4 separate regions of the Mus musculus genome follow, and all the other regions are linked to region 4. A link is a contact called in ENCODE Hi-C or POLR2A ChIA-PET data. All regions are on one chromosome and are shown on one strand. The core of a region is the stretch at or near the end of the contact, and the rest is flanking DNA. Distances in the headings are between cores, read along the strand shown.

Region 1 (5,871 bases), core at 3,314-5,813, 96 kb before region 4:
ATTTAGTCCCATCTCTCCCCAGGTGAATGTGTCTTTATCTTTAGATTTGTGATTTGGTTTTTATTCTCCTGAAATCAAGACATATAAAGGAAAGAAAATTCCTTGCCAGAATTAGGGCCCATCCTCTTCCACACACACACAGAGACCAACAGTTAGGCTCATCCTTTTTAAATTCTCATTTCCTTCCTGTGTAATTCCTCCTTATAAACATACCTCACCCTATCACTACCCTTCCTAACAAGGGCAGGGCCAGTTAGTGCCACTTAGAGCATCCCACACCCTAATAGAGTGGTTCATTTCGGTCAACACAATGTTTCTGGGGTCTTATGTTGGAGGAGCAGGGCTCAAGAGCAGTGTGTCCTCCCTGCCAAGTGAGAGCCTGGCCTTGCCCAGTGACTGTTCCATTCAGAGTAAAGGTCAAAGGCCACCAGACCCCAAAAATGCCTTGAATTCAAGCCTACAGCATACACGAAGAAATTCTAGTTATTTTCTTTTGCTGTCAAGCTTGAGAGGCTGACCAAGCTTGGACCATCTTGACCTTTCTTTCTGTCTATCAGATGGCCAGCGAATTTGAGTCCGGTTTGTTGGTAGCCTTCCACAGACAGCTTCATTCTCTGACGTTTCTGGGGAGCTGGGAAGAAGGCCGATCTGGATAAGAAAAACTGAGAGTGCCCGAGGGCAGAAATTCTTCCGAAGTTCTTGGTTTCAGAAATATGAGTAGCATCGAATGGTTCTGAAAGACAAGACTGAAGGCTCAACACTGAAAGCCTTTGTGGATTGGAATGTCCAAGCCACCAAGCTAAAGATGAGCTGGGAGCCACTGGGCAGTGAGCGCTGTCTTGGAAGGGAGCTCGTGGTGGGCTGGGTTTCAAGGCACTTACCAGATGGCTTCCAGTGACCCAAATCTAGGAGTGAGTGAAAGAGCGGCCACCAAAGCTGTCCCTGGAGGCTCATGATTCAGAGTAAGTGGAATGTATCCCAGGGACAGGTGTTGGGTATGTGCGATGAGATCAAACACAGAATTCAGAAAGGGCCATGGAAGACACTTGCTCATCAATGTTTATCTACCACTATTCATAATAGCTAATTTACAGAACTAACCTAGGTGTCCAGTAGCAGAGGAGTGGATAAAGACAATGCATGTAAAAATAAGTGAAATTTATTTCATCCGTAAAGGACAAGGTTATATTGTTTGCAGGGAAATGGATACATTTGGAGAAAGCCATATCAAGCAAATTCAGCCAGTCTCAGGAAGTCAAATACTGTATTTTCTCTCATCTGTCAGTCCATTTGTACATTTTCTATAGAAACATAAAATCACACATCCATGACATGGAAGTAGAAACAAAGCTATCTAGGCAAAAAGGGAAACAGGCCAGGTCTGAGAAAGGGGCAGTGGGGAAACACACTGCTAAATAAATGTATCCTTGCTTGAACATGTCTCTATGTAACACGGTGCTGTGCTACACACAGGGGCGCAATGAAAAAATTTTAAAAAGACTCACATAATAATGAAAATAACTGACTAAAGTCTATGCATGCCCAAAGGGACTTCCCACCTTCTCTCCCCCTCTCCTTTTCCCTCCCCTTCTTCCTCCCTTCTTCTCCTTCACTTTCCCCATTGCCTCATTTTCCAGACAGGGTTTTTCTGTGTATTCCTGGCTGTCCTGGAACTTGCTCTGTGGACCAGGCTGGCCTTGAGCTCAGAGTTCCACCTGCCTCTGCCTCCTGAATGCTGGAGTATAGGTGGTTTCTTAATGTACACATGCAAACACAGATACTCTCCCTGGCTCCCCCACTCCTCTTTTCTGATGATGAGATTAAAACAGGGCTTTGGATACATTGGGCAAACCCTCTATCAATGAGCTACACATCCAGACCCTTGCTGTCTTTTAAGATCTTTGATTAAGGGACTATGCTAGATGTGTGTGTATGTTAAAAGTGCGTACAATCCTGAAGCTTGATGTACTGCAGTTACTTTTAAAAAATGCCTTATTGACTAGCACATACAAAGGCTCACCTGTCATACAGGCCTTGATGGTGGTCTTAAAGAGAGGAGAGAAATACTCAGTTGTTCAGAGCAGCCCACATTTATACAGTGCCTGTGAACGGTGGCTCTCTCACTGGGATAGTTTTCCTATGTTTATTACAAATGGGTAAATGTTGGGTATTTATTCCGCCTTAGCAGAGGTATGACACATTTAATATAAATCTGGGAAATGGACACTCCTCATCCTCCGTACTCCCCAAAATAACTTTCTACCCTCTATTGTTTTGCCCCAGTAGCCAGGGCTTCCTTGGCTTGCCTTATAAGGCTATTGTGGGGCTGCAAGCTCTTGCCATAGGGAGTTTTTCTTAGTGCTCCAGGCTGCCTTCTGCTTAATTTTAGTTCATTATATCTGAAAAGACAGGGAGTGCTTTATGAGGCAAAAGGCCCAGTCATTGTGGGAAGAATGAATCACTCTAAGAACCAGGAGAAGCCTGAAAGAGGAAATCAGCTGGGGGTCAGGAAGTTGGGGGTGGACAGGTCATTGAAAACACCTTCAAAATGGTCTTTCTTCTTTGTTCATTCTTCCTACTAGGGAGTGGGAAATGTCTCTCTCTCTCACATTGGAGAATTCTCAGTCTAATACCCTGAGGATACCGAGTCCTTTAACACCCACTGATCTTGAAGTCCGTGGCTGGAGTAGCCGTGGGTCAGGAGCATCGCACAACGGGTCATACTTGGGCATTGTCTTAGTTAGGGTTGCCATGGCTGTGATGGAGCACCATGACCAAAGCAAGCTGAGGTTAGACTTCATCTGATGGAAGTCAGGACAGGAACTCCAACAGGGCAGGAACCTGGAGGCAGGAACCTGGAGGCAGGATCTGATGCAGAGATTAAGGAGTGCTGCTGCCTGGCTTGTTCCTTTGGCTTGCTCAGTCTGCCTGCCTAGAGAACCCAGGACTCCCTCCCCTTACCCCTTTCTTTTTTTTTACTTTTCCTGCTTGGAAACAGCTGAGGGGAAACCCCCCCCCCACATTTTCAGTTCTCTAGTTCTTAAATCCCATGACTGTGGACTTCAAGGCCAAAGGTCCTAGACCTGGGGCTTCTGTGCTTTCAAGTCCTGGTCCTTCTGATGCTGTGGGTTGTTTCTACTACTTTGTAGGTAGGGACCATGATTTGGAGCCCTGGCCAACGCCAGGCTTCTGAAAATCTTTAGTTTTTAGGTCTTCAGTATTGGAAAATGATTTGTCTCAAGGTCACACAAAGTGCCGAGGCCTGGCCTCAGCCATACCACCGCTCCATCCGTGCAGATGTGACATGAGCCTATGAATTACGGGTAAAGTTCTCCGATGCACAGGCTAATCTTAGTACTGGTGTCACCTGCTGGGGTCCCCATTAGACACCCTAAAGTTTAAAAGCACTTGTTTACCAATGCCCCAGTCACAGAAAACCCAAATGCCTATGTCTGCAAGATCTCTCTTAGTGGGAAGCGGGGAGTCAGGCAGACTTTTTAAGAAATAAATTTGTGAATTAATTTTAATTGAACGTAAAACGTGTACATACTTCTGGATACCATGTGACCTCTCACTGTATGTATTTGTTATGTGATGTCCAAATCAGGGCAGGCATGTTCATTCACCATGTCTTCTTCCACAAGCATGTAAAGTCACTCTCTCTAGCTTTTGGGGGGACTACACAGTCTACCATCCATACCATCCATAAGTATCCTTGACTAGAAACTCTGATCTTGTTTTTCCCGTCTGGCTGACACCCACTATCCTTTGACCAGCCCTTCCCTATCCCTCCCTCTCTGACTTCCTCCCGTCTCTAGTAACCCGCATTCTGCTCTTGATTTTAGAGAGCACACTTTTAGAATTCACCCATGAATGGGGTTGTGCTGTGTTGTTTTTCTCTGAGCAAGCTTAATGTCCTTCAGGTCCATTAGTACACGCCCCTTGTCACATCCCAAGCCAGACAGGTGCTCCTGACCCTGATACAGAACAATTTTCTCCTAGTCATTACCTTCTCCCATAACTTACTAAATGTCCACAGGGACGATAACAACGAAGGTCATAGGAGGCCATCTCTCTGAACAACTAATGAGCTATTCAGAAAGTCAGCTGTGTTGATTTTTGAATGGCACCAATGGCCCAAGGCAGACACCCCTCACAGCCAGCCTCTCCTGGTGGTGGCAATGGTGGCCTTGAGCACAGACCTTAAATTATGGGGAAGTAACAGATTTTGTTTGTGGGGCTCTGCAATATCATGATAAAGTCTGGTCACCAAATTGTACTATCCTCTCTCTGTAAGTTGCTGTGTTCAAATGGATGAATGTAGCAAAATAATAGCATGTGATGTATGGGCTGACAGCCTAGAGAGACTTAGGGTTAGAACACGTAAGTACATCCTGGCTAGAACTACATGGCTTAGATTTTGTATTGCTCACGATTGACAGCAGTGGTTCTCAACCTGTGGGTGGTGACCCCCATGGCCACATGACTCACTGTATTAAAGGGTTTCAGTATTAGGAAGGTCAAGAGCCACTGGTCCAGAGCCAAAACTTTTTGGAGAAATGAACAGCTCATCAGATCTGCCTTGAGTTTGTCGGGTCCCTGTAGTCCCCAAGGCCAGAAGGTCCACGCTGCAGTGTGTTATATAAGTGGGTGTGGTGGTGGTGGGGTGAAGGTGTGCTGTGCACAGCAGAACTACAGTGTGTTCAGGGCATGCTGGGATCTGCAGAAACATTTTCCAGTAAGGATTCGTGTCAGTTTCAAAGTGCTCAAAACAACCCTAAAAAGAGTGTGGCCAGAAAAGCTATTATTGCTGCCTGAAATCCTTGTTGGAACAAAACGTGAAACAAAAACGAGCGAAATAGAACAAAGCAAGTCATTGTGTAGCGAACCTCACCGTCCAGTGTACCTGGCTGGCATGTGGGTGACTCAGGAAGGTCAGGAACCAGGCTGTGGCAGTTGCTTTAAACCTCTACCTTTCGGTGTGTTTCGGGGGTGGGGGTGCTATGTCCTTGAAGGGAGCGTGGGTGAAGAGCACTCCTGCCTAAAACCGCGTGGGTTTCCCTCCTCCCCCATATCCCTGTCCTGTTTTCTAGAAACAAGTGGATTCATCGGACTCGCCTGCCGATGACCCCCTTCTCTATTTTCTGTTCCCTTCCTTGAGCCTTCCTCCATCCTGGCTCAGGGTGAGCCGACAGGAGGAGCACAGAAGGCGCCGACCTTGGGCATAGAGGCAGAACTGCCCCCCCACCCCCCACCCCCACCCCCACGCCCCCACCCCCCGCTTGAACTAAAGCAGTGGCAAACCCTCTCCTGAAATTTCTTTCTCGCCCTTCATCAAACTTTTGTTGGACCTGGAAAGGAAATGAATTCTAAAGGCAGGAAATGACCCAAAGACCGGAACAATGTGTGCAAATCTAAACTCGTGCTTCCGCCCTTTGGTTACAAAGCATTCTAATCTGTGTCCCAGGAAGCCTAGCCCATTGCCAGATGGAGATCTGTTTTCAGATCGGCTCTTGGCATCTGCCACTCCCAGCTGGTGACATTCGCACGTTTCTGAAAGGCAAACCTGTCCCCACATCTTCAAACTTCTGGAGAGGTGTAGCCCCAGGAAAGTCCTCGAGGCTCTGGCTGACAACGCCAACCATCTGAAGCACTTCATCTGCGGTCGAACTGTTGCTGGACTCCAGCCTAGAACGCCAGCACACGGAGTCTGTTCTCGAAGATCTTCAGCATCTGAAACCAAAGTGTGTCTCTGCTGCCAAAAAAGGCTGGCTCCCTCGCCTGCTTCATAATCCCTTTCTCACCAGGCGTTCCTGAAGAAACCCGATGAGTCAGGGAGGAAGGAAAAAAAAGTGTCTGAAGGAAGCCTGG
Region 2 (6,086 bases), core at 3,076-5,575, 86 kb after region 4:
ACCTTCCTAATGCTGTGACCCTCGTGCCGTGCTAACCCTGACCATAAAATCATTTCATGGCTGCTTCATAACTGTAATTTTGCTACTGTTATGAATTGTAATATAAATATCTGGTATACAATTCCTAAAGGGGTGGCAACCCACAGGTTGAGAATCATTGGTTCAGGCAGTTGTACATTCAGGTAGGGCATCAGTAACACTGTTGAACCCAAGCACGGTTCAGATAGTTCTGTTCTGACATTGTTGACCTGCCTGAGGTCTGTGTGTTGTGACCATAACACGAGTGGCCAGTTGTGACCACTGGCCTGTCCTTACCATGGATGGTGTGTTTCCTGGGGAAGGAGGATGCCCCAGTGTGTTTGGGCTGCACATCTCCTAAGCTACTGGCTGTTTTTAGTTCTACCTGAGTCTCGGGGAAGGAGCTGGAGGGTGTGAGGTGGTTCTGGTCAGCTCTGCCTTCTCAGGAAAGATGTCCTCTTTCATGAGCTGGGCGAGAAGGGAAAGACTGGTGTGGTCTGTGTTCTCTTGCCTCCTGCTAGCAGAGGAGGAGAAGGAGAAGCCAGGGCTGGGAAGAACACTAGGTAGGGCTGAAGTCTTTCCTAATCAGACTCTTAAGCCTTCAATCCTATATGCCAGCCAAGTCCCTCACTATGCTGTGATGGTTCTGAGAAACTGGGGATTTCTGGCATTTTGTTGCCTTTTTTCTGGTGTATTTTTATTGCTGTTGTTTGTTTGTTTGTTTGTTTGTTTTTGATAGGATGGCACTGTGTAGCCCTGGCTGGTCTAGAAACCCCCAGACTGGCCTTGAACTCAGATTCTAGAATTAAAGGCCTAGGCCACCCCACCCAGCTCTCTTCTGTTACTTTTACTGTAGACACAATGCAACACAATGCTAAAGAAGCATTAGACCCGAATGCCCTATGCCAGTGGTCAACTGCCACCCCAACCTGAAGGACACCCTCCACTTTTGCACAGGGCTATCCTTGTTTGGGCACTTAATTCTAAACGGTCCAGCACTGTGCACCTCTCACCTCTCGCTGCAGTGATGACTGTCAGCCACACAGGATGCTGAGCACCTGAACCAAAACTCCTCTAAAAGAGAGAGAGAGAGCGAGAGCGAGAGCAAGAGAGAGAGAGAGAGAGAGAGAGAGAGAGAGAGAGAGAGAGAGAGACTTCCTGACCGAAGAATACATCAAAATGGCATTAAGAAGTTTCAAAGTGTCGATTATATGTTTAAAATATTAAATGGGAATATACTTCAGTTGGTAGATATGTTCCTAACATTCACAAAGCTCCAGGCTTGATCCCCCTCCACATAGAACTAGACACGGTCTTGTGTGCCTGTCGTCCCACCCAGCACTTGGGAGGTGAAAACAGGAGAGTCAGGAGTTCTGTCCATCCTTGGGCTATATGAGATTCTGTATTAAAAAAATAAAAAAAAGCAAAATTGTGGCTGAAGAGATGGATGAGCGGTTAAGAACATTGACTTTTCAGTTCCCAGCACCCACGTGGCAGCTCACAACTGCCTGCAACTCCAGTTCCAGGGGGTCTGATGCCCTCACACAGACACACATGCAGCTCAAACACCAATACACCTCAAATAGAAATAAACAAATTACACACAGAAGATCAAAATGCTATGCTTATATGTCTATACATAACAATAAAGTCAATTCCCCTGTTTACTTTTTAATATGACTCTTAGGAAGTTTGGAATTGTGTAGCACGTGGCATCTCTTCCCTCTGGACAATCCTACTCATATTTACCCCTTCAGCTTGCGTATCCTCCTTTCAGTACGTAGACTGGACGGGTTTGCCCTCGGAAGGTGCTTGCAGCTGGCCAAGGCTCTTCTAGTCAGTAGAAGCTGCCCAGTTTACTGCACTTGGCTTATTCAATTCAAGTCAGCTCTTGATAAAGGGAGCGACAAGGGGACATTTCTTTCATCTGCTTAACACCTGCTTCCCTCTGAGATGAAGTCTCTCTGACAAGAACATAGCCGCTGCCCTGACCTGTAACCCTAGGGCCGATCTCCCCCTTTAAACTGGGGTGTGTGCTGGCAGAGCTTTAAAGAAACAAAGAGTCCTTTACTTTCTGCCCATGGGCCACTTATGGAATTCCAAGTGACCCTTAAGTGTTTTAGGAAGAGTGCATACTGTCGTGACCTGCCATCGAGAGGCTCTCAAGTGTCGGAGGCCTTGCTGTTATTTTACCCTTTCCAGACTTATCTGAGAGATGCCGCGCTCTGACAAAGAAGCCATAGCGTCTGCTTATAAGGGAGTTGAGTCATGAGCGGAGAGGGTGACTCTCTGACCCACCAGAAAAGACCAAAGTCAGAACTCGGCAACCAAGGCATGAGCTCAAGAAGACAGAACTGAGTTTGGGAAGAATTGAAGGCAAGCACCGTAGGAATAGGAGGGTCATGGAAACAGGCACAGCACTGCCATGGAATACTTTTAAGGACAGAAGTGGCCTCTGGGAATTATTCTCAGGGTCAGTAAGGTAGGGCTACAGAGATTCCAGTCAATGGGAAGCCATTCACACGTTCTCACGGTGTGATATGATACACAGAAACCCTAATATCATGCACTGAGGGAGTATGAGATCTCTCTCTCTCTCTCTCTCTCTCTCTCTCTCTCTCTCTCTCTCTCTCTCAGTTGTCAAAATTGGAAAGTTGGCATATTGGCCGAACACTAAAGCTATGTAATAAATAAGTACATAATGCTTATATGTGCCAAGCACTTTATTTTTAAATAAATGCATCTATTATGGCAAGTAAAACTCTCACAGCCACTAATTTAAATCCCACGTAAGCTGGGAATAGTGGCACATAACTGTAATCCTAGCACTTGGAAGGCAGAGGCCAGCCTGGTCTAACAGCAAGCTCCAGGCCAACCAGGCCTATGTAAAGAGATCCTCTCTCAAAATGAGAGTTGTAAAAAATATAGTGGGGGCAGGAGAGATGGCCCCATACTGCTCTTCCAGAGAATCCAGAACCCAGAACCCAGGCCATGGCTCACCACACCAGTAACTGAAGTTCCAGGATATCTGGTTCCCCCTTCTGGCCTTCCTGGGCAGTAGACACATAGTGCACATACATTTGTGTAGGCAACACAATCATACACATAAATAAAAGCACACAAATCTTAAAAAAAGTAAAAAGCAATATAACATGATACTGCAAAATACAGGAAGATGACTTCAAATTACATTTAACTTATTTTTTAAAGGAAGGATTTTATGTGTATGTGTCTTGCCTATATGTTTCTCTGTATTCCATGTGTGTGCCTGGTGCTCTCAGAGACCAAAAGAGGCTACTAGATCGTTTGGAAGTGGTTTTATACATGACTATGTGTCACCACATGGGTGCTTGGAATCAAACCCAGGTTCTCTGTAAAAGCAGCCCGTGTTTTTAGCCACCGAACCTATCTCTGAGCCCATCTCTCCAGACCTCTCAGGGATTACTGAGGCCCCAGACACCGTACGTGATCACAAAGCAGATTAGACCAGCGGTGGCACACATGTGGCCTGCTGTCTGAGAGAAGAGTGATATCGACGTTAGTTGGCAATCTCTGCAGGAGCCCAGTGCTGGGAGTCTTGCACAGAAGACAGGAGTGGACAGGCAAGAGGGACCAGTGGTTGGATCACTGCCCCGGGCAACTGTTGCATGGTTCTGTTTATCCCTTTGTACACATGAGCTAATCTGCGATGGCCATTTAGGGTCCAGCCTCCTGGTATGGGGCAGTGGTTCTGTCTAATGAATGTGAGCATTTGCCAAGAGATGACTCACAGTCCAGCATTGAGGTTTATAAAGGGCTAAGCCCTTCACAATAACCCTACAGAGTCTATGCCATCAGACCTCTGCTTTTATAAGAGAGGGAACTCAGGCGCAGGTTAAAGGATTTGCTAAGTTTACACAGCTGTAATTCAAACCCACGTCCTGTCTCTCTGCCCAGGTTCGAAGCCTGAATGACGTCTCAGTGTTGAATTACTGTGAGTTTTGTAGTATCTCATACTTGCTATGTCTCTCCCTTATTTAACCTCCCCGTGTGTCCCCGCGACTCACTAGCTGTGGGGCTAGTTCACTATTGTCAGCAGTAGAAACAGCAACGATTCACCAGACCAAAGGCTCCATTCCTCATCCAGTAGGATGTATTTATTTATATATCTTATTCTATGGTTTTTTAGCATCCTTAAAGTGGCTTTACTTGGCCCTGTAAGAAGCTAATTATTCACCAAATATAGACCACGGCTTGTTCTTTTCAGCCCCCTGCATGCTTTTTCCCCTCATTGTGCGATGCCATCTGGTGCTATGAGCTCATGCTTTCTGTGCTCCTTTGCAGAGCGCCAGATTCGTCCTTTCTGAGCCCAGAAAGCAAGGTTGATTTCAGAGTTTGCTTGTGTGGCTTTGAGAGCACTGGGGTCTAACGCCTCCTAGTGGATTTTGCCGGTATCACTCCTTACCATCACCACAGGGAATTCATGCTCACCCATGTAGACTGTCCGTCCATGTCTTTCTTTCTGAGTCAATAGCTTTGGTGAGCCACCCAGCACCAGCAGGTCTTTTTCTGTGTCGTTTTTATTGGCTTAATGCTTGGGATGTGGGAAGCCAAACCCTGATAATTACACTTTCCTCTTCAAATCTGTCTCACTTTGTGCTGTGGCGGTAGAACACGTATTAAAGAGAAGGAGATCGGAAGTCTTGTGGCTGGCCTCGGATCCGTCCTTCACACACTCTTTCTCCAAAGTCCGGAGTCTCTCTGATCATTTTTTCCCCAGGAGTGGAGCACTGGGAACATAGGACATTTTCTTGTATACCGAGCTTAGGATATCAGAGCTTCCCCACCAGACCTCTGATCTTTGAGACTTTTGAGTGCTGCTCGTCAGATCTGCTCCCTCTCTTTCCACCTTCTGATGCTCGATCAGCGTCCTTGGCAATTAGACTAAGATCCAAGGGATATGAAGTGTGTCTGGTGATGTCTGCGCTGCTAGCCTCGGGTCTCACTCCAGCAGAGCACCGGCCAGGCGATTGCCCTCTTCCTGTAGCCCTGCCTCCTGGGGGACTGCGTGGTACTATGAAGGCACAGAGGAGAGAATCAGTCCCAGGGATGTTTAGAGTAGTTTAAGGGAGCACACAGTGTCTTAAGTGCAGAAGTCGTTCTAGGCAAACCATCTCTGAGTCTGAGAAAGCTGGTTTTTGTTTTGTTTTCCCAATTCCGTACCTCTTCACCAGCATGAGGCAGCTTCTAAGAGATGCAGGTGGGGAAGCCATGGAGTCAGCCATGTAGCTGGTCTAATCCCCAAATGAAATGTATCGACAGGTGTGGAAAATGGAGACAGACACAGCCCTCTGCCAGGAAGCAGCTTTGTTTCCAAAAGTGCTCACGTTGGTACTGAATTGGAAAAAAAATCGATTTTTCATATCGAATTGACCGTTTTACTTTAGAATAGCAATAACTGTAGAAATCTGTAGAATTAGCACCAGTTTCTAAAAGTTAAAGAATTCAGTTTGTCTAACCACACACACATTAAGACTTGCTTATGTCGTTGTACTGTGGCCTAGGCTAATTCCTCAACCTCTGAACTTCAGACATTTTTTGTTTAGTGGAATAATTATTCCTGGGGTCGTTGGTGAATGTCAATTGGATTACTTTTATATGTGTATGTGTGTGGTGTATTGGTATATCTCTATCTCCCCTTGTGGAGGAACAAGTATATGTGGATGCGGGTAGAAACCAGGGCTTGATGTTGGCCATCCACATAAATTACTCTGCATCTGAGATACTGAGGCAGAGCACCATACTTGAACGTGCCTGTTCCAACAGATCAGCTAGTCAGCTTGCTCTGGGGACCTTCTCTCTCTCTGGGCTTCTCCTGGGACTAGGATGGGCTGCCACGCCCAGCCAGTATTTATGTAGGTGTTGAGGATCTGAACTCCAGCCATCATGCTGATGGGGCAAGCCCTTGGCCTGCTGAGCCGTTTCCCCATCCCTCACGGAGGTTTTGTTAGATAATTTTTATGTGTAATTGGGATGATCAGGTCATCTCTGTCTTCTGGTCCATACATGGTATTCTGCATAAACTGAAC
Region 3 (6,380 bases), core at 65-2,564, 120 kb before region 4:
CTATCTATCTACATAAATATGGCATTGTTGGAAATTTGAAAGCACTGATTTTTTTCAATCTTCTCTGTTTTATTTTCTTTCTTTCCATCTTTTTCTTCTACATAAAAAAATCTCTTCTTGTATTTATGTTCTTAACTGCCCTCGTATATGATGTATAAGTGTGTTGCTTGAAAATGATGGTTAACAACAATTACCAACCTTCCAACCGTCCAAGTCTGGAATAAATCGCATATTCATCAGTCTCTGCCAGTGGCCACTCTCACTTCAAATTTCATGTAAGTATCAAAGACTCCAATAGTTTATCTTTAGGGGTACTGTGGTACTGTTCCAGGAGGACAGCCATATGTGCCTTCTTTGTGGTTATATTTTGCTTGTTTCTTTGAGTCGGTTTCATATATCTGGCCTCGAATGTGACACGTGGCTGAGAATAATCTTAAACTTCCGATCTTGCCTCTACCTCCTCAGTGCTGAGATCATGGGCATCATGTTGGGGATAAAACCCACCACTTCATAAACGCTAGGCAAGCACTCGACCAACAAAGTTACATGCCTTGCCTCTGTGTTTGCTTACTGATCTAGGAAATGTTATAAAACATTCCTAATGCTTTTAAAATAGAACAATAAAAAATAAAGTCTTGAAAATTTGTATCTGTCATGACATCACCCTTAAACACCAAAGCTAAAGGCGGCTCCTGGAGAAGCGGAGGTTGCTGCTGGGTTTGGCACTTGGCCCTCACTTTCATTCAACAGAAATGCTGTTGGAGATCCAAGCTCTCCCTGGAGGCAGCGATTCCACCCGGGGAAGCAATATGAGAAGTTTTTGCAAGAAAGTTTTTGTGTGAAAACGTGTCCCCTGCCAGAGATGTCATATGGTTTAGTTAACTTTCTTCCCAGGAACTCGGAAAAATTCCCAAACTCAGATAAATACAGCTGGGATGCTATTCAGAAGTCAATAGCAAGGGCTGATGAGAGAGAGGGAGAGAGAGAGAGAGAGAGAGAGAGAGAGAGAGAGAGAGCTCTATGTTCTCCATTTGTTTCTGTTTGAGCTAAGGCCCCCATTTCATTTTTCTTAACGTGAATCCCAGAAGCTTTTATTCCACTGGAGGGAAATGATTGAGATTTCTGGCTTTGGGTTACCATGTATCTATAATACATTTACTTAAGGGAGGATACTCTCTACTGTATTCGTGCCAGGGTCCCTAAGGAGGAAGAGCACGGCTGATAGGACATTCTGCATCTGCCTCTTCTTCCCACCCTTCAGGGCAGCAGACTGTCTCCTGCTATGCCGTTGATTAGCTCGTCTGCACAGTCACAGTGGAGTGGTAATTAATGGCCCCCATGTTGACTCTCAGGAACTACAATACCGTGAAGTACCCTTCAGAATTATCAAGGAGAAATTAAATTACATTCAACGCAGTTTTAGAGCCTTGTGGCTTGTGAATTAAAGCGCCCCTGTAGTGATGGGCAGGAACTGGGTCCTACTGACAATGGTCAGATGGAAAGGAATTTGGGGCACTAGGTGATGACTTTCAAAATCAGGCAGTGGAAGATGCGTTTTCTCCAATTAAATGCCACTGAGTATATCAACCACATTCTAGGACAGACCCTACACCCAGGAGTAGTTATCCAACACAAAAGAAACTCAACTGAATTTTGTGGACCTTTTGTTTGTTTTGTCTTGCTTTGGTATTTTTTGTTTGTTTTTTGTTTTTGTTTTTTTTGTCTAATTGGCCTTTTTATTGTTTATTTTTATTTTTCTCTTTTTTGTTTTTGTTTTGTTTTGTTTTGTTTTTGTTTTTCGAGACAGGGTTTCTCTGTATAGTCCTGGCTGTCCTGGAACTCACTCTGTAGACCAGGCTGGCCTCAAACTCAGAAATTTGCCTGCCTCTGCCTCCCAAGTGCTGGGATTAAAGGTGTGCGCCACCACGCCCGGTCCTATTTTTCTCTTTTGCTAGTTTGCTCCTTCCTCTTCCTCTTCCTCTTCCTCTTCTTCTCCTTCTCCTTCCTTTCCACCTCCTCCTTCTTCTTCCAGAAGCTGAGTTGGCTATGGTGGCACATGCCTTTAATCCCACCACTTGGGAGGCAGAGGCCTGTGAATCTCTGTCACCTAGAGGCCAGCCTGGTCTACATAGTGTGTTCTAGAGTTACAAACAAAAATGTGGGGAGGGAAGAGAAGGAGGGGGAGAGGGAGAGAGGGAGGGAAAGGGGAGAGAGATGGGGGAGGTGGAGAAGGAGAGAGATGGGGAGGGAGAGGGGAGGGGGAGGTTGAGGGGGAGAGATGGAGGGGAAGAGAGAGCGAGAGAAAGAGAGAGAGAAGTAAAGATAGTAGGTAGAAAAGTGGAGAGTATTTGAGACAAACATGATAAAATATATTGTATGAAAAGACTTTTTAAAAATAAAAGAAACAAAAATTAAATCAGGCCATGATGCCTGTTTTGCGCGCGCGCGCGCGCGCACACACACACACACACACACACACACACACACACACACAATGGCACCTGCTAAAAGTTGGAGCCCTCCACAGATAGCCTGGCACTCGCTGGGCCTCTGAAATTGCTAATTCCACTAACACCCATTCATTGGAATGGATCCACTCTGCCTAGAGGGCCAGTTAACCCCAGCATTGTCCTCTGTGGTTGCTGGGACAAAGCATCACAAGCTGGCTGAACATAACCTCACAGTTCTGAGACCAGGGATCTGCCAGTGGGTGGAGATGCAACTGTCAAGAGGAGCGACGAATGTCCTCCTTTACCAGGTTCTCTGCTGCAGTGCTGAAGATGAGATACAAGGCCCCATACACGCTCCGCAAAGCAAAGCATCCCACCACGAGCGTCTTCATCTAACTTTGTTGTTTTACAGATTTTTATCTTGAGACAGAGCCTTTCTTGGATACTTAGGCAGCAGGACTCAAAGTAGGAATCACAGGCTTGTGTTGCCACATCTGGCACCTCCCCTTTCTGATTTTATTAGTGTGTGTGTGTTGGGGGGGGGGGCATGTGTGCTATGGTGGGGAGAGAGAGAAAGAGGAGAGAGAAAGAAAGTGTGAGTGAGTGTGTGTGTGTGTGTGTGTGTGTGTGTGTGTGTGTGTGTGTGTGAGACAGAGAGACAGAGAGAGAGACAGAGACAGAGAGATTCTGGGGAGCCAGTTCTCTACTGCCACAGGGAATCAAACTCAGGTTGTCAGGCCTGTGTGACAGGTTCTTTACACACTATTGTATGGGGCCCTACCCCCAGCTCCTTTCTAACAAGGACACTTTGATTGCCTTAATGACCTACCAAGATAATCCAGACCCTCCCTTCATCCCTAGATCCTTAACTTAGTATTGTAACAGGCTCCAAGACCTTAGTGGTTCCCGGACCATCAAACTCAGCATGCAGACAGCACCACCTGCCTCAACAAAACACAAACAAAAGACCTAATCCATCAAAGTCCACAGGTCTGGGAAAGTCTCTGAACGTGCTAACCTTGCCGTTTGGCTTCTGTAGTTCTGTTTCTGCTAAGTGTTCTCCTTAAGAAGTATGTTGACCCAGGATATGGGATTTTGTGCTTAAAAACTCATTGTGAGAAAGGCTTGGGGTTACACCAGGATCCCAAAGTCCCCAGTGTAGTTGCCAGCCAGCTAATGAAGACTTTGTATTGTATCCAAGTAGTCTTCTCTGGTACATACCCCACAATAATCTCATATAAATGAGACATTTTCTTTTTCCTCTTTTCAAATAAAACTTTCTCCCCATAGCTAAGTGTTTAAGCCGATGGGTTTTCATGACCGATTCAGTCATGGGGGCTCTGATGCTATAACTTGATGGCATCTGGAAAGTAGAAGGTGGGGCTGGCCAAAGGCCAAAGGCCCCTGTCTGCCGCCAGGCTGGCTGCTCCCACCATGATGTTCTGCCTCCCTGTACACAGACCCAGGTCAAAGAACCTGACTGACAGTGAACTGAAACCTGGGAACCTGTTAGTCAAATTCTTGCCCTCACATTGTTTCCTTAAGTGTTTTGTCTTAGCAATGAAAACCTAACCAGACCTAGCGTCTTTGAAAGGGCTGGTTTTCCACCCACCACAAGGCACTTAGGCACTCACTTGTGCACATATGCATGTGTGCACACAGACTGTTCATGTGGAACGTACTTAGCAAACCACAAAATTAGCAATAAGGGTGATGGAAAGTGCTCACTTTTCTTTAGCAAAGACCTTCTGTGTACAAGACAAAGAGCTTATTGTATTATTATCGTATCTCGTTATTATTCCTTCCCAAATCAAGAGTTAGTATTCAAATGTCAGAAAGGCTCTTTTTGGAGCACGAGGATAGAAACGGACATTACATGTGCTCCACTTCCTGGCACACTCAACTGCCATGGCAGTTCTTGGGCTGTTCATGGAATTGTCCAGGAGCTCTCGTTTTACACAGTCTCCTATCCCTATCCCAGTCTTATAGCTCCCAACTCTATCACTTTATTACTGTCTGTTTTTCCTCCCTCCCTCCCTCCCTCCCTCCCTCCCTCCCTCCCTCCCTCCCTCCCTCCCTCCTTCCCTTCCTTTTTTTCCCCTTTCAATAAATAAAGTACATGTATGTGTATGCATATTGGGGTAGGGGTGGGTATGTACCTGTGAGCCTGGGTGCCTGCTCATGAGGGCCCTTGGAATTGACCCAGGGCCCTCTGTGAGAGCAATACACACTCTTAACCCCGGACCATCTCTCCACCCCACCCCAGACCATCTCTCCACCCCACACCTCTTGATTACTTTTACTGAGCTTATTTCTTCCACCAATGTAGGACTTCAAGGGGAAGACGTCAAGTACATACACTGGCTGGGAATTTCCACACTGCTATGTAACGTTATTGTTCTGTGTGGGGCTTGGTGCTAGTGTAGTAGACACATGTGTTGATATAAAGTCCAAGGGCTGCTTCGTGTTTCTTCTCTTGTTGCCACAATGACAGCGTTAGAGGAGTTTAGAGATATACGTTAGCGTTTAGGTAGCGTATCTAGATTTCTGCTGAAATTTTATATCTGCTCTATAGGGCAGCTAATGTTTTCCGAAGGAATCCAGGTCAGGTTTGCTCAGCTCAGAAATGTTCTTTGGGCCCTATGTAATTGTGTGTACAAGCAGAAAATGGATTCCAAGGAACGGAGAAAGTCAACAGTTAGCAGACCGAGGGCAGAGATGAAGGTGATGTTGGTCCACTACCATGGCTGACAGTCACTTCATCTCTTAGTGCTCCAGTTTCTTTATCTGTAAAATTATGATAAGAATTCTTATCTCTCAGCATTTGGGAAAGGATCAGAAATAACTTGAATTATGAACTGCCTGGTTATATACAGAGTAGTCAAAAAGTGGCAATTGCTATTGTCAATATTGGTAGCTTGGCTAGATTGTGTATCTCTCATACATGTGTTGATATCCCAGCCTCCAACTGATATTAAGCAATGCAGTAATGACTAGATTCTCATAGATGATTGGAATGTATTACCTTATAAAGACTCCAGAGAGCTCATCTCTTCTGTCACACAAGAATATGATTATTAGTGGTGGTATGCAACCTGGAGAAGGGCTGTCCCCAGAACCTGACCCTGCTTGTACACTGATCAGGGACTTAAGGATGCCACAATGGTGTGAACCAAATCCTGCTGTTTCTAAGCTTACCATTTATAGCATGTTATTATAATAGCATGAACGACTAAGATAAGCTCAGAGTGAACACTCACCCAAGTGTCTAGCACCGCAATGTTCTGTTCTTGCTGTTTGCTTACTTCAACAGTATCTTCTCTTTCCATTCTTCTACTATGATAGCGTGGTCATACATCTTGGGCAGAAGGAAGACAGGAGAAAAAAAATCTGTATTTATACTGCAGAGCAAAGTTTCTGAGACCTGGAAGGGGAACCAAACATCCTCTGTACACGGGATTAAAGAATATTTTTTTCACTTTTTGAAACATTAAAACATCAGACTTGAATACTTACCCTCTTTCCAAGGGACAGTATTGCTGCGTGGTACATTCCTTCCTAAACAGTATTTACATTGGCAGCTGGTCAGCTCTTGGGACAGAGAAAGGCAGTGTCAACTTGTGTGACTCTAGGCTAATTATTAACATGATGGATTTTGTTTTTCATCGCATCCTCTGTGTCTTAGACTAGGAAGAATTCTGTAATGTAAAGGAGAGTGACATGTCCACCATCGAGACTATAAGCTAATATTAGAGGAATTTGAGCTAAGGCCTTTGTATATATAACCTTACTTAGTGCTTCCCACAACCTCATTAAGCAGCTATTGTTATTATACCTGTTTTGCAACTAACAAGACTGAGTCAGAGAGAAACCTGACAGAGTCTTAGTAGGACTGCCATTTTGAAGCTGTGTCTGAAATGAACCTTCCGA
Region 4 (5,868 bases), core at 3,261-5,760:
TGCTGTTCAGAGTCCCACCCCCTTCCTCTCTATGCTCGATCCCTAGAAAAACGTCAACCTGCCCATTGGATCTATCTACCAACTGCTTTCCGTGCGCAAGGTGGCATGTTCTTGTCTTGTTCTAAAACTTGAACACCTGAGACATTCAGCAACAACAATAATGAAGGAAATTCTTAAAAGAAATGAACGCTCTTAAGTATACATCAGATTTCTGTCTTTGCTCCAAGGCTGCCACTGAACACTGTTCTGTAGGTCTACGCATTTTGACACTGTCACTTGGATAACTGTTAGGAGAACTCAGGAGAAACGTGAATGAACTCTGTTGAGATTTTACTCCTGAAACTCCATTTGTCATTGGTCAGTATTTTTCCTTCAGGAACTTCTCTTCAGCTTTTTCTCATTCAGTGTCCCGTAGGACACTGAGTGAGTTTTATTAATTAGGACTAAGATTAATTAATTCTTAATCTAATTGGGACACTGTCCTAATTCCGTAGGACACATATTAATCCTTCCCTATGATGCTATCTGGGTGTGAACCCAGACTCTGTCCACTGTCTCATCCTCTCATGCCAGCCTTGTTTGAGCCACCAGCAGGTCTTCCGTCACGTCTGCAGTCGTCTCTTGGGCTCTTGTCTTTGCTGCCTTATCCCACGCTCTCCTCTACCCATTCTCCATAGCCATCTTTGGAACATGCACATCTCATCCTAACCCCCTAGTTGTGTTCCTTCCATGGCTCTTGTCACTTGTCACCTTTCCAGCAATTGCACAACACTTTCTGTCTTGTACTTTGGTCTCGAGTCATAGAAACAATGGATGGGTGTCCTTGAACCCACCAGGCTTGCCTTAGGTCCTCCCTTTGCATTACCCCAAAGCCCAGTGCTTCTCATTACACAGCAGCCTCTTCTCTAGACTTCTTCAGCTTAAGAGTCAGTTCCTTAGAAAGAATAAGACAGTTCCCAACCTGCGGGTTGTGACATTTGGAGGGTCTAACCACCTTTTCACAGAGGTTGCCTCAGACCACTGAAAATCACAGAGCTTTACATTATGATTCACAATAATAGCATAATTACAGTTATGAAGTAGCAGTGAAAATAATTTTATGGTTGGGGGTCACCACAACGTAAGGAACTGTATTAAAGGGTCACAGCGTTAAGAAGGTTGAGAACCACTGCTCTCAGATCATACAGCAAATGAAGTACTCTTCCCTTATTCCTGTTTCCTGAAGGCTTAGCATTCCATGTCTCCTTTACCTAACTGTTCTCTTCTTAGCCTATCCACATTATTGTTCTTGAGAAAGGTCTGTCTTGAGAAGTGTTTTAGCATACCAAGTAGCAGCTTTTGCTGGGCAGCTGAACCAGTGCTTCGGCCCATCTCTGCAACTTCGCACAAGATTTCTAATCCCTCTCTCCGGCCAGGTACCAGCAGTCCCTGCCTCTGGCTCGAGGTTGGATTTATCAATACAAAGCACCAGTGGCTGTAGAGTCAGGGGTGAGTTTGGGGCTCTGCTGTTCTGGTTCCTCCCTGTGGGGACCCAAGGCAATCTCTCTCTCTCTCTATATATATATATCTATCTCTATCTATCTATCTATCTATCTATCTATCTATCTATCTATCTATCTATCTATCTATCTATATATGTGTGTGTGTGTATGTATGCATGTATGTATATATATATAATCATATCCTATCTATCTATCTATCTATCTATCTATCTATCTATCTATCTATCTAGCCTTGGCCATAATTCAAAGTCAAGTATCCCATCAGGTGACCTCGACACAGACGCTACTATCAGTTTATCCTTCCATTCCAGCCTGGGGGCTTCTCTGCACCCCAGGACTTCTTACACTACCCCCTTGTTACACCCATTTAAAATCGCCAGTCTGAATGTGCCATCTGGTTACTGAAAGGGCCTTGAGGGTACTGGGACTGGGTCTGTCTGGTTCCTAGTAGAGTCCAAATGACCTGGCATAAAAGAGAAGCCTAATAAAATGCTATATGAATGGAACTCATGAATGAATGCACAGCCGCCTTTAATGCATGAGACGGTGTTAGCCTGAGCAGTGATGGGGAGAAAAATGGTCCAGGGAAGACACAGTAAAAAGTACAATAGAGACAATAATGACATGTTGAGTAAGTTAAAAAAAATGATGGCTGACTGTGAGAAATGAGTCTGATGAAGAAAGAGGGACATTTGTCATTCCAGTCCTTGTCACTGCATGGAGGAGTTAAAAATCTTATAGTCAATGAGATTATGTCTTAGTTTGCCTGGGCAGACTAAACTGGATACTTTATTATTGTTTTTATTAGATATTTTCTTTATTTACATTTCAAATGTTATCCCCTTTCCTGGTTTCCCCTCTGAAAACCCACTATGCCATCCCCCTTCCCCGTTGCTCACCAGCCCACCCACTCCTGCTTCCCTGTTCTGGTATTCCCCTACACTGGGACATGGAGCCTTTTCAAAACCAAGGGAAGAAAGTTATGTCATGATGTGTGTACACATATATGTATAAATATATACATAAACATAAATGTATGTTTACAGGAATCACAAATGGATGGTCTGTCTTTGTTTTAGAAGTACATTCTCTGTGTGTATGTATATGTGTGTATAGATGAGTATGTTTGTGTATGTGTGTGTGTGTGTGTATGGAGGGTGTGTATGTATGTATGTAAGTATGTATGTATGGGTATGAGTATGGAGGTGTGTGTATGTGCACTTGCATGTATGTGCATTTGAATATGGAGGCCATGGGAGCAAAGACGAGTCTTACTCAGGTGCTTCCAACCTTTTCAATAATTTTCTTTCATGAGACAGGGTGTCAAGTAACCCCAGTTTGTCTGGAACTTACTGTGTAGACTAGAATGATCTTGAACTGGTGTCTACTACTCCAGTAGTAGGATTAGCAGCGTGGGCCACGGTGCCTGGTTTATGTGGCCCTAGGGTTTGAACTAAGGGATTCATGAATGCTACATAATCATGCTGCCATGTGAGCTGGACCTTCAGCCTGTATTAAGTTTTAAAATACAGAAATCCTTAAAATTTGAGAAAAGAATTATGCTGCTCTATAGTTTTTGTCTTTGTTTTGCAGTAATTATTGTTTCCAAGTTGAAAAAAATCCCTGGCCTAGTTAATCATGATGATCTGAAATGACTTATCAAAAGTGTAGATGTACAAGTAGGGCCAATCAAATCCTTGTATGGAATGTGAGCCATGGGGATGTAGGGTTGGCCTACCAGTGGCTCTATTTCCTGTCATTTAAACAGAGCCTATTTTTAATGGAGAGAATGAGGATAAATAAAATTAAGCAACAAAGGACAGAAAAAAGACATAGAGACAGAATCTGTAGTCAGATATCTAGACAAGTGATTCAAATGAGAATGGCCCTCAATGGTTCATATATTTTAATACTTGATTCCTAGTGGACCTGTTTGGAAAAGATTAGGAGGTATGGCAGTTGTGTCACTGTGGCGGCTTTGAGATTTCAAAATTCCATACCATTTCCAGTTAGATCTCTTTCCACTTCTTGTTTGTAGATCAGATGTGAACTCCTATCTACTGCTCTGATGTTATGCCTCTCTGTCTGCTGCCATGCTCCCTCTATAATGGTCATGGACTCACCCTTTGAATTTGTAAGCTCCCAATAAACTCCTTTTTCTATAAGCTGCCTTGGTCATGATGTCTCTTTGTTGCAATTGAAAAGTAACCAAGGCATCTAGCTTTAGGGAAAGAGCATGGGAAAAGAATAAACCATGGTTAATGATATGAGATCCTTGATCCAGCTATGCCTGAAGTCTTACTCTTGACTTTTCCCATCACAAAATCCAATAAAATCACCCCCTAGATAGTTGGGTTTTTGTCTTTTACAAGTGGGAAACCATATTTATTTGGTACCAGAAATAGGCCATTGCTTGAGGCTGACATTCCAATGAGGAGTATAAGTGTGGCATATGAGGTCTTTCCTGTTAGGGGCACAAGACTCAACAATCCTTGCCCTGCTTTCTGAATCATGTGATTTTAATAGTCACCTCTTGTTTCTCTACACTTAGATCGGATTCCTGCTGAGATTAGAGCTTTAGAGGGAGTCATTAAAATTTCAAGATGTTGTCTGCCTTCTTGCATGTCTTTCAAGGAAAGAAAAAGCTTCTGTATAAATTGGTCCCTCTGAAAGCAGGGAGGAAGTAGCTTGTGACTTCATTAAGAGATACCTTGTTCCTATTCACATGTGAGAGTGATCTGTGGCTGTTGTGGATCAGATAATCAGGCAGCCCAGGGACCTGCAAACACCATGACCATATTCCACATGGGCCGAATGGGACAGAGGCTAGGAGGTGGGAGAGATAGGTAGCAGATGTGACTGGAACCCAATGTTTTAAGCCTGTCTCCAGACTACTAAGTGAACTAATCTCACCCAGGCACAGCCATTCACTGGCTCAGCCTCAGCCTCTCAGCAGGAGTCGTTTAGGAGTTGTTCAGTTGAGACCTGTTGCTAAGGGACAAATAGACAAAAAGTAGTCAACAATAGGCCAAGACTTGTGGTGTTTTCTTACAGAAGTCTGCTCACACACCAGTTGACCAGGGTCTTAAAAGAATCCTTATCTACTTCGACCAGAGAAATTCCAACCCAAGGGAACTTGGAATTTATGGATTTTGAAGGCAACAAGACCTAAGGTAAGAGGAATGTCCAGGAGTAGTACAGGGACTCCCTTCTGATACTTATTTCAGGTGTAGCCTTGGAGAATAATGAATTTAAGGGTATCTATCCATAAGAAAAATTCCAGGGCAGTCAAGATATGCAATCTTCTTGTACTATGTATGATATATGTCATCTATTGTAAAAGGTGTTTTGATAGAAGTCACCTTGTTGCTCCTCAAAGGCAATACTATAAAGGCATTCTAGTTTAATTTCTATTGTGACCAAAAGCAAATTTGCTTCTTAAAGTTTTTTTCATTTTCTTAATTTCTCTCCAATATATAATCCAAGGAGAATATCTTTATTTTCTCTTTTTATTTGCAATTAAAGTTACACTATATTGTGTGTGTGTGTTGATGCCCTTGGAGGTCAGAAGAGGGGTTTGGCTCCCCTGGGGCTGGTGTCTCCAGTTGTTGTGACTCAATGAATTTGAGTGCTTGGAACTGAACTCTTGGTCCTTTGCAAGAGCAGCAAGCCCTCTTAACCACTGAGTCATCCCTCCAGCTCTATATGCAATTATTTTTAAAGCTGTATAGATGCTTGTCTAGTTTTTATTTATGTTCATATTAAAATTCCTTTCAAGAATACACTTAGGTATGTAGACTTGTGTGTGTATGTGTGTGTGTGTGTGTTTTCTTGGAAACCTTGTGGGCTTTTTAGATGCCAATAATTGAGGCATAATTGTATAATTAGTAATTTTTTTCATTTATGTCTTTGATTATAGTATTCACTCCGTTTGCTTTGGTTTTTTATTCTCAAAATTTATAAGCTGGATATTCACAAATCGGAGAAGACAAGTAGCGATATTCTGGCAACCTAAAACCAGTGTTTAAACAACAAGGGGAAGCGACTAGTTTGTAGGGTGTGAGAGATTCCATACAGGCACCCATCCATCCAGGTTCCAAGAAATGTAATGGCCTTTGTACCTCTTTTCAGAGGAGCTTCCAGTGACGAGGCTGACACAAGGCTTTTGTCAATTGCATTCTTTAGCACAGTTCCATTAGCCAGGTAGCTAATTAACGTATCTAAGTTTTTAAGATTTTTTTTTTATTTACCTCCTTCAGATTTGTAGATATTTTAAGAGAAATTTTAGAAAGCTGGTGTCAGATACCAAATGACATTAGAAGCTTTTAGCCTATTTAAAAGGCAGCTAGACAAAGCGTTGGGAACT

What was found. A loop is a pair of places that touch in the nucleus more often than their neighbours do. ChIA-PET counts read pairs that join two places held with the same protein, here RNA polymerase II (POLR2A).
Region 1: a loop to region 4 is called in a map of Patski, with 2.8 times the contacts of the local background. The contact joins the enhancer-like site here to the promoter of C230072F16Rik in region 4. A Hi-C loop is called at or near these places in 1 of 37 maps with a recorded cell type or tissue (Patski). POLR2A ChIA-PET finds 5 or more read pairs at or near these places in 1 of 5 experiments (Patski).
Region 2: a map of Patski shows a loop between it and region 4 (3-fold over the local background). The contact joins the enhancer-like site here to the promoter of C230072F16Rik in region 4. A Hi-C loop is called at or near these places in 1 of 37 maps with a recorded cell type or tissue (Patski). POLR2A ChIA-PET finds 5 or more read pairs at or near these places in 1 of 5 experiments (Patski).
Region 3: a map of Patski shows a loop between it and region 4 (1.9-fold over the local background). The contact joins the enhancer-like site here to the promoter of C230072F16Rik in region 4. A Hi-C loop is called at or near these places in 1 of 37 maps with a recorded cell type or tissue (Patski). POLR2A ChIA-PET finds 5 or more read pairs at or near these places in 1 of 5 experiments (Patski).

Annotation. Positions count from the first base shown.
Region 1 is chr17:80,796,093-80,801,963 of GRCm38, forward strand. No RefSeq gene overlaps it. Among named protein-coding and RNA genes, the nearest start is that of Gm33596, 10 kb to the right of the region's middle. Within about 2 kb of position 4,564, at least 2 of the 3 ENCODE cell types and tissues checked have a DNase peak (open chromatin) inside an H3K27ac peak, as active enhancers do.
Region 2 is chr17:80,978,191-80,984,276 of GRCm38, forward strand. The region is part of intron 1 of Tmem178 (transmembrane protein 178); the gene reads left to right. Among named protein-coding and RNA genes, the nearest start is that of Tmem178, 37 kb to the left of the region's middle. Within about 2 kb of position 4,326, at least 1 of the 3 ENCODE cell types and tissues checked has a DNase peak (open chromatin) inside an H3K27ac peak, as active enhancers do.
Region 3 is chr17:80,779,213-80,785,592 of GRCm38, forward strand. It overlaps Gm33538 (a long non-coding RNA gene), which reads right to left and starts at 6,049. Exons shown (of 3, transcript XR_385789.2): 1 at 5,967-6,049; 2 at 5,711-5,808; 3 at 4,579-5,237. Within about 2 kb of position 1,315, at least 1 of the 3 ENCODE cell types and tissues checked has a DNase peak (open chromatin) inside an H3K27ac peak, as active enhancers do.
Region 4 is chr17:80,892,283-80,898,150 of GRCm38, forward strand. It overlaps C230072F16Rik (RIKEN cDNA C230072F16 gene), which reads left to right and starts at 4,511. Exons shown (of 6, transcript NR_131127.1): 1 at 4,511-4,675.